Linked DNA regions of Mus musculus: region 1 is linked to region 2. A link is a contact called in ENCODE POLR2A ChIA-PET data. All regions are on one chromosome and are shown on one strand. The core of a region is the stretch at or near the end of the contact, and the rest is flanking DNA. Distances in the headings are between cores, read along the strand shown. Region 1 holds the start of Abhd11 (abhydrolase domain containing 11). Region 2 holds the start of Tmem270 (transmembrane protein 270).

Region 1 (4,454 bases), core at 107-2,606, 100 kb after region 2:
AGTAACAAGGAGTCCTGAAGGCGCCCCAGCAGATGTGTTTGCTATGACCAAACCAGCTCCGGAACTGCTAAAGGATGGACCGCAGCAGAAGAGGGCTGCGGGGACTTTCCCTAGACTATGAGGGGAGACAGCAGGGGGCAGGCTTTCTGGGGGAAATGGGTGCAGAATGCGGTGCAGTCTGGGCAGAGGGTTGCCACTCTCTGCTAATGGCGGGTTGTTAATGAGGGCTCTTTCTTCCTTCCTTTTTTCTTTTTTGAGACAGAGTTTTTCTATGCATTTCTAGATGTTCTTGGACTCTTATATACAAGGCTGGCCTTGAACTCATAGAGAACCGCTTGCCTCTGCCACCAATGTGTGGGATTAAAATTGTAGCCACTACACCTGGCCCGGAGCCATCTCTATTCAGTGCAGGTAACTACAGTACAAATCCCTGGCTAAGGGTTTAATCCTGGTTTTTCAAATTGACCTGGACCAGGAACGGAAGACTGGACTAAGACTCTGGTTCTGCCTGTTGGCCCAATCCTTTGCCCTTTCTGCACCTCAGTTAATCGATTAAGTGAGGAGATCGAGCGAAAGCCCCTTCCTCCTAGGTGTTTCCTGTGAGGAGACAGAGAGACAAAGCACTCGTGCTCTGGGGAGCCTGACAGGGCTCCCAACTACGGAGCAAGGCGCCAGAGAGCTGGCGGGAGCTGGAACAAGAATCACTCCTGGCGCCTCCTGACCATGCCGGAGGCACAGAGAGCATGGTACCCACCCAGGGCGGTGCCTGAGGACAGAGGAGCAGGCCAGGTGGGGTCCGCTCGCCAGCCGAGAAAGGACTTCTCAGTTTGCTAGGGACACGCCCCACACTTGCGCCTCGAACTGAGGACCTCTGATCGCCAGTAGGGAAACACTAGAAGACTAAGAAGCTCTTAAAAGAAGAGGCGTGGCCTACGACGTTGTCAAGGGGTTCAGGGAAGTGTGCACAGAACCCGGCAGGATTACGTAATGGCGCAAAAGCCGGTGCCACAATCGGGTAGCTCCGCCCAAGGCGTGGTCAAGGAGTCCAATTCCGGGAGCTAGAGCAGTTTAAAATGTTGCGAAACCGTGCAAGGGCCTCTTACAGCCCCGCCTACGATAGGGCGTGGCCAAGGAACTGAACTCGCAGATGCATGCAAAGTGGGAATTACGTAATGATGCAGGAGGCGGTCCCAGAGTCCCCGGTGGCTCCGCAAGGTGTGGCTAAGAAGCCTACGTCCGGGTGCCTGGCAGTGGCTACGACGGTTGAGTGACGGTGCGAAGAACAAGCCAGTTGGTGACCCCGTCCAGGGCGTGGCAGGGGCTCACAGATCTAAAGGGGATTGTATATTGTCCCAGAGGAGGGACCAGTCCCACGTAGCGCTTCCCTGGTCCTGGTCGGGAACTGGTCTCTAAGCGGCTCACAGCGTCTGTAGGAATTGCGTAGTGGCGCAAGGGGGCAGGGCTAGCGCTGTATGGCTACGCCCAGCCTGTTACCAAGCCAGCTAGTCCTACAGACCAGGCTCAAAGTGGCTGCAGGAAATGTGTAACGTGCAAGGGCTGGGGTCGTCTAGCGGCTGCGTCCAAGAAGCTTCTGCTTTGGGAGGGGGCTGAACTGACTCCGGGAATACATTAGACCACGTGGCCTAAAGTGGCGCCTCGATGGGGGGGGGGCGGGGGAAAAGGCGGAGCCCTAGTTGGAATAGACAGGGCTCTGAAAGGCGGAGCGTGCGCAGGACAGCCCTAGGAAGCACACTTTGCGGGCTGTGGGCATGCTCCGCTGGGCGCGAGCGTGGAGGGTCCCCCGTGGGGTACTCGGTGCCTCCTCTCCCAGGCGTTTGGCGGTTCCTGTCACGTTCTGTAGCAGCCGCAGTAGTGGCCAAGAAAACGCCGATCTGAGGTCAGCCAAGGGCACTGGGAGGGTTGTTCTCCACTGGTCCACTTCGCACGCGGCTTAGCTGGCCCCGCCTCTCCTTTGGCCTCGCCCCTTTTTTCTTTCACTCTCTCCTCCCCCTTACTCCATGGTGGCCCCCACCTTCCAGGCCGCTGCCGCTGTCTTATAATCTTCTAGATGGAGACGCGACACTCCCAGCCATCGTCTTTTTGCATGGGCTCTTCGGCAGCAAAACCAACTTCAACTCCCTCGCCAAGGCAATGGTTCAGAGGACTGGCCGGAGGGTGAGCTTCCGGATGGGGCGGTGCATGGGTGGGCGGGGGCTAAGGGGTAAGGCTGAGGGCAGTGGACCTAGTTTCAATCACTCAGGTCTGGGCTCTTGGTGACCTGAAAATGGAAAGTTTCAGTGCCCAGTAAACCGTAAAACATCTATGAAGAGGCCTGGTCCTGTAAGATGCCCCACAGTTAGTCCATTTATGTTACTGAGACATAACAGGTCTCTTTGTCAGGTCCCAAAGAAACTTGGGACAATTTTGTGGCACCTACTAGCATGCCAAAGCACACTCTAGCCTCCTGGCTTACTCAGTACGAGTGGCAGCTCTCTGCTCTTGTTACCCCCGACCCCTTACTATAAACCTTTCCAGTCCAGAGGCTTCCCGTCCCCCAGCGTCTCTTTCCTGTTAACCCAGCCATTTAAGCCATTTGCTCCCTGACTACTCTGATCCTCCTTTGGTCTGCATGCCCTCTCTCCTTGGCACCTGAAGTTCTCATTTGATCTCCACATGTACACCATGGCACGTGCTTGCGAAGATATAACTTGCGCACATGCATACATGTGTGTATATAATAAAGCAACTAAGGAAGTTGCTCAATATTAACCTCTGCACGTGCGCATGCGCGCGCGCACACACACACACACACACACACACACACACACATACACACACATACTTATGTCTCCAGACTTCTCTCCCTAGCTGCTCTGTGGACCCTATCAGGCTTTTCGTTGTCTGTAGTCAAAGTAACACCATTCCTGTTTCACCCCCATCGCAGGTGCTGACGGTGGATGCCCGGAACCACGGTGACAGCCCCCACAGTCCAGACGCAAGCTATGAGGCCATGAGTCAGGACCTTCAGGGCCTCCTTCCACAGCTGGGTCTGGTGCCCTGCGTCCTCGTTGGCCACAGCATGGGAGGAAAGACAGCCATGCTCCTGGCACTGCAGAGGGTAAGCTACACCTATCTGGGTCCTCTTAATGCACTCTAAGCCCATTGATAACGTGGGACTCATCCACACTTTGGATGGCCAGGTCCAGAAACTCTGCTGGCGGCTCAGAGTTTGTCTGGGACCTGCTCTGGTCTGATTCTGTCTCCCAGCCAGATGTTGTGGAACGATTGGTTGTTGTAGACATAAGCCCGGTAGGAACCACACCTGGATCACACATTGGAGCCTTCATAGCAGCCATGAAGGCTGTTGAGATCCCAGAGAAGGTGCCGCACTCCCAAGCCCGAAAACTGGCGGATAAGCAGCTTAGTTCGGTTGTCAAGGTGACGCACGCCCCCCCCCCCTTTCCCCATGGTGTGTGTCAGAGGAAAAGTGGTGGGTGGGCCTCACAGGGAGCCCCTTCACAGCTGCCAGGTCTCCCCACAGGAAGCGGGCATTCGGCAGTTCCTGCTCACTAACCTGGTAGAGGTGGGTGGGCGATTCTCCTGGAGACTGAACTTGGATACGTTAGCTCAGCACTTGGACAAGATAATGACCTTTCCTCAGCAACGTGAACCCTACTCGGGGCCAACTCTCTTCCTGCTTGGTGGAAATTCTACATATGTACAGTAAGCCGGTGTGGGACCATAGGAAGGGGCATGCTTTGCCCACCACCAGCTATGGGAGCCTGCGTGGGCTAGGGGAGGCGGGGTATCTGGGAGCCTGGCAATACCACTGCGCATGAAGGCTCATGCACATCTCTCTCTCCTGTTCTCTCTCTCTCCCTTTCTCCCTCTCCCCACACCTCTCCATTGTCTTCCCTCTCCATTGGCTTCACTATGGCGGCCAGACCCAGCCACCACTCAGAGATTAGGCGACTCTTCCCTCAAGCCCAGATTCAGACCGTGCCTAACGCTGGCCACTGGGTCCACAGCGACAAACCCCAAGACTTCATGGATGCTGTCACCAGCTTCTTGGCTTAAGAAGTAGCTCCTTGGAAGAGCAGCCAGGGGACTCTAGGCTTGGGATCTGTGCCATCTTGCTTCTGCACAGAAAAACTCAGGGGCACGGAGAGGGTCCAGGAGTACAGAAGTGGCCCAACACTTTTAATGAATAAAGACAGTTCCCCTTTAAGCCCTGGATCCGTTTTCACCACCGTCGCCCCCACTGACCCCGGGAGAGTTGAATCCAGGAACTTCTGCCCGGGCTTGTGTTCTCGTGTGTTCCCAGGGTGCCTCTGGGCTCTCCCTGCAGCTGACTCCGCACCCGCTCTCGAACCATATGCTGCATGTCTTCCTGGGCACGGGAGAGAGAGCAGGTCCGAGGCAATCCCTGGGGACGGAGGGGCGGAGGGGCGTCT
Region 2 (4,579 bases), core at 908-3,407:
GACCACATAGTAAGACAGCAGGGGAGGTGAGGAGGTATAGATGGAGAAGGAGGAAGAGGAGGAGAAGGAAGAGGAGCAGGAGGAAGAAGAGGAAAAGGAGGAAGAAGAAGAGGAGGAGGAAGAAGAAGAGGAGGAGGAAGAGGAGGAGGAGAGTACTTGCTGGTGAAGCATGAGGATCAGAGAGTTCTGGTCTCAGCACCCACATAATAAAACAGAGCAGGCATGACCCAGTGCATGTATGCCTCAGGACACACATGGCCCAGTGCATGTATGGCTCAGGACACACATGGCCCAGTGCATGTATGGCTCAGGACACACATGGCCCAGTGCATGTATGCCACAGGACACACAAGGCCCAGTGCATGTATGGCTCAGGACACACGTGGCCCAGTGCATGTATGCCTCAGGACACACATGGCCGAGTGCTGGTATACCTCAGGACACACATGGCCCAGTGCATGTATGGCTCAGGACACACATGGCCCAGTGCATGTATGCTCAGGACACACATGGCCCAGTGCATGTATGGCTCAGGACACACATGACCCAGTGCATGTATGCCTCAGGACACACATGGCCCAGTGCATGTATGGCTCAGGACACACATGGCCCAGCATGTATGCCTCAGGACACACATGGCACAGTGCATGTATGCCTCAGGACACACATGGCCCAGTGCATGTATGCCTCAGGACACACATGACCCAGTGTATGTATGGCTCAGGACACACATGGCCCAGTGCATGTATGGCTCAGGACACACATGACCCAGTGCATGTATGCCTCAGGACACACATGGCCCAGCATGTATGCCTCAGGACACACATTACCCAGTGCATGTATGGCTCAGGACACACATGGCCCAGTGCATGTATGCCTCAGGACACACGTGGCCCAGCATGTATGCCTCAGGACACACATGGTCCAGTGCACGTATGGCTCAGGACACACATGGCCCAGTGCATGTATGCCTCAGGACACACGTGGCCCAGTGCATGTATGCCTCAGGACACACAAGGCCCAGTGCATGTATGGCTCAGGACACACATGGCCCAGTGCATGTATGCCTCAGGACACACATGGCCCAGTGCATGTATGGCTCAGGACACACGTGGCCCAGTGCATGTATGGCTCAGGACACACATGGCCCAGCATGTATGACTCAGGACACACGTGGCCCAGTGCATGTATGACTCAGGACACACGTGGCCCAGTGCATGCATGCAACCTCAGTACTGAAGGTATTTTTGAAGACAGGAGGATATCTGTGGCTTGCAAAGCTGCTGGACAAAATAAAATGAATAAACAAATGTATCAACTCCAAGTTCCAAGAATCAAAGAAATAAGGGAGAGGGAGGGGGGAGGGAGGGAGAAGGGAAAGAGAGGGAAAGAGAGAGCACCCTCCTCTGGCTTCTATGTGCACACACAGGCATTTACACACATGTATATACATCATACCCACACCCACATACATGCACACTAAACAGAAAGGAGAGAAAGAAAGAGAGGAGGCCAGGGAGGGAGAAGGGCAGGGGTGAGGAAAGGAAAGGGAATGTAGGCCAATGAGATTGCTCAACAGGTAAAGGCACTGTCTGCCAAGCCTGCGGCCTGAGTTCAATCCCCAGGACCCACATGGTGGAAGGAGAGGACACACACACACACACTATTTATAGACATAAATATATAATCTTTTTAAGGGAAAGAAATGAAGGGCTAGGAATAATAATGTACATCTTTAGTCTCAGCACAGGGGAGGCAGAGGCAGGCAAATCTCTGAGTTCAAGGTTAGCCTGGTCTACATAGAAAGTACCAGGACACCAGGGCTACATAATAGACCCTTATCTTAAACACACACACACACACACACACACACACATACACACGGAAGAGAGAAGAGAAAGGAAGGGGGAGAGGAGGAGAAGGAAACAAGATTGCGGATAGACAGCTATGCCACAGCACTTGGGAGATGGGGCTCTCAGGACTTGACTGTTTATTCCTTGGTGGCTGGGAATGGCTGAATCTCTCCAGGTCCCCTCTCCATACCCTGCTTACCAGTGCAGAGAGCCTCCCAGCCCGCAGAAGAATTCTGAGAAGGCCAGATCTGACCCGGGGAGCGGCCTCCATGTCTGGCCTCCACCCATTCCTCCAGCCAGGAGAGGCAGGGTGACCTCACAGATGCCACAGGGTGGGGGTCCAGTTGCCATGGGGACCCAGTTGCCACATGACACACTACCCTTTGCCATAGCTCCCTTTACCTGCTCCTCTGAGGTCAAGTCTGGCTCCATGGTCATCACAGATGTCTAGCCTTAGGATCAATTGTCTACCTACTATCGGGAAAAAACTCAGAGCCCATTTCAGAATCGCCTAGTTTACCGCCAGATGTGGGGGTTGAGTGGTAGGGAGATAGGGATGTAGAGAAAGAAGAACAAAATGAAGGAGGGAGGAGATGGGCTCTCTATGGCCTTACTTTCCAAGTTGGACCGCAAGGGTAGCAGTGTTGCCATAGGAGAAGCCTCAGTTTAGCATCCTCAACTGAGACCCCTCTGTCCTCACCGCCCCCCCCCCAGGCCTCTTTCTCTGTCCCTTCCCTCTCCCCATCAGTTTCAGGCTGAAGAACCAGTGTGCAGTCTTGCAGTTTCCCCATTCAGAGGAGCAGGGATGACCAGCTGGGAGTACAAAGGAATCAGTGTACGCTGCCTTGCACCACGCCAGGGGGCGCCATTCTGCTTTCCTCCCTGGAGAAGCGTGCTCACATCCCCAGAACAAGACCTAAAAGAGCTCCGAGCAGGTGCAGTACCGCGATGCGGTCGCGTGAGGGCAGAAGACACCGCAGGGGCGAGCAGGGCGCTTGACAGGCAGGATAAAGTTTCTCATTTTGCAAGGCTGATTTCCTGGTAACAACCTCCTGGAAACACCTGAGAGAGCTCCCTGTGCATTTCCAGTCAATGCCTGGGTTACAAGAAGGGAACCACCCGGAGATAATGAGACTCACAGTCTTCCTTTTATTTAACCCTCTTGTTAATATGTGCAGAACTCGGGATTGAAAACGGGGCTTTGCAAGCCATGCAACCCCACCTGGCCTCCATTTCTCCGTGTCTCTAAGGCAAACTTCCGAGTCTTCTGCCCCGCGTCCTGCTATTTCCAGTTTTTTAACGTGACTTTTTTTTTTTTTAATTTCTGTGGCTTGGAAAAAGCTGGATTTAAAAAAAAAAGATTTATTTATTTATTATATGTAAGTTCACATGCCATTAATACTCGGGAGGCAGTGGCAGGTGGATCTCTGGGTTCAAAACCAGCCTGGTCTACATAGTGAGTTCCAAGACAGCCAGGGCTACACAGAGAAACCTTGCCTTGAAAAAATGAGAGGGAGGGAGGGAGGGAGAGAGAGAGAGGTTGAGAGAGAGAGAGAGAGACCGACCCTGTCTCAAAAAGAAAGAAAAGGAAAAGAAATCAAATACCTGGCCAGTTGGTAAAGCACTTGCTGTCAAGACTGTTGACCTGAGTTTGGCCCCAGACCAGAGATACACACAGTATAAGGAGAGAATCGATTCTGCTGGAATTTGGAGGTGGTAAAGTACGTGGCTAACAGGTGCAAGACTGAGTTCCACGTCCAACACAGAAAAGAAAAACAAGAAAAGAAAAGAAAGAGATCAGAGGTGGAGGTTAAAGAACTTAACACCAACCCTGATCAGTTTAGCCCCATCCCCAGAACACACATGGTGGAAAAGTAGAAACTATTGCCCCAAGTTGTCTTCTGGCCTCCACAGGCAAGACCCTTGTCATGTGTGCACTCACACCACAGGAAGAAAGAAGAAAAGAAAAGAAGGAAGGGAGAGAGGGAGGGAAAGAGGGAGGAAGAAAAAGAAAGAGAAGCTTAAAAATTTTTTTTAAAACAAAGGACCTGATGAAGCACAGAAGCAAAGAAAGTTAACAAAAGGAACCAAAAGAGCCATGAGGTTTGTGCAAACATAGTCCAGTCTCATTAGTAGTCAGGGGGAAATGTGAATCAAAGACACACCAAGATGCTATCTCCCCTTCCTTAGCAAAAAACAAAAGAATCAGGGCACATCGTGCACCAGTGACTTTACAGGGCAAATTGAAATTTATGCAGAGCCCAGAGCCTGATGCAGGATCTTAAAGATCCATACAGGAAATGATCATGCAAATGCTGCCCATGAACACATGGACAACTAAAACTAGAAATAGACCAAGAGCTGAATGGTTGGCTCAGTGGTAGAGCTCCTGCCTAGAATCCCCCAGGGAGGGGGCTGGAAGATTCAACCTTCCATACATTTGCTCTAATTTCTACTGATCCTACTTCACAACCCCCATTGGCAAAAGGACCCCTTACGGAAACGTCTGCTCGTGAGTAAAGATAAGTGCAGAGCTGCAGACGGGTCTTTCCATCAGTAAAGAGATGGATAAATAAAATTGGAAACTCCCTTTGAGGGATGACTTAAGGTTGGCTGGAATAAATGAAATCTGTTCGGGTTGACGTAGAAAAGTCTGGAAAACAAGATTAAGTGAAAAGAGAAAGCTCCAAGGAGCTACCTGTAGTGTGACAGCATTAATATATGTT

Evidence for each region. ChIA-PET counts read pairs that join two places held with the same protein, here RNA polymerase II (POLR2A).
Region 1: POLR2A ChIA-PET joins it to region 2 with 26 read pairs in Patski. The contact joins the promoter of Abhd11 here to the promoter of Tmem270 in region 2. POLR2A ChIA-PET finds 5 or more read pairs at or near these places in 4 of 5 experiments (Patski and embryonic stem cell).

Annotation. Positions count from the first base shown.
Region 1 is chr5:135,007,943-135,012,396 of GRCm38, forward strand. It overlaps Abhd11 (abhydrolase domain containing 11), which reads left to right and starts at 1,357. Exons shown (of 6, transcript NM_145215.2): 1 at 1,357-1,897; 2 at 2,040-2,175; 3 at 2,945-3,118; 4 at 3,268-3,438; 5 at 3,542-3,723; 6 at 3,945-4,233. The coding sequence starts at 1,770. The coding sequence ends at 4,077. Abhd11os (abhydrolase domain containing 11, opposite strand) reads right to left here. Exons shown (of 4, transcript NR_026688.1): 4 at 4,180-4,390.
Region 2 is chr5:134,904,576-134,909,154 of GRCm38, forward strand. It overlaps Tmem270 (transmembrane protein 270), which reads right to left and starts at 2,158. Exons shown (of 3, transcript NM_194065.3): 1 at 2,053-2,158. The coding sequence starts at 2,124.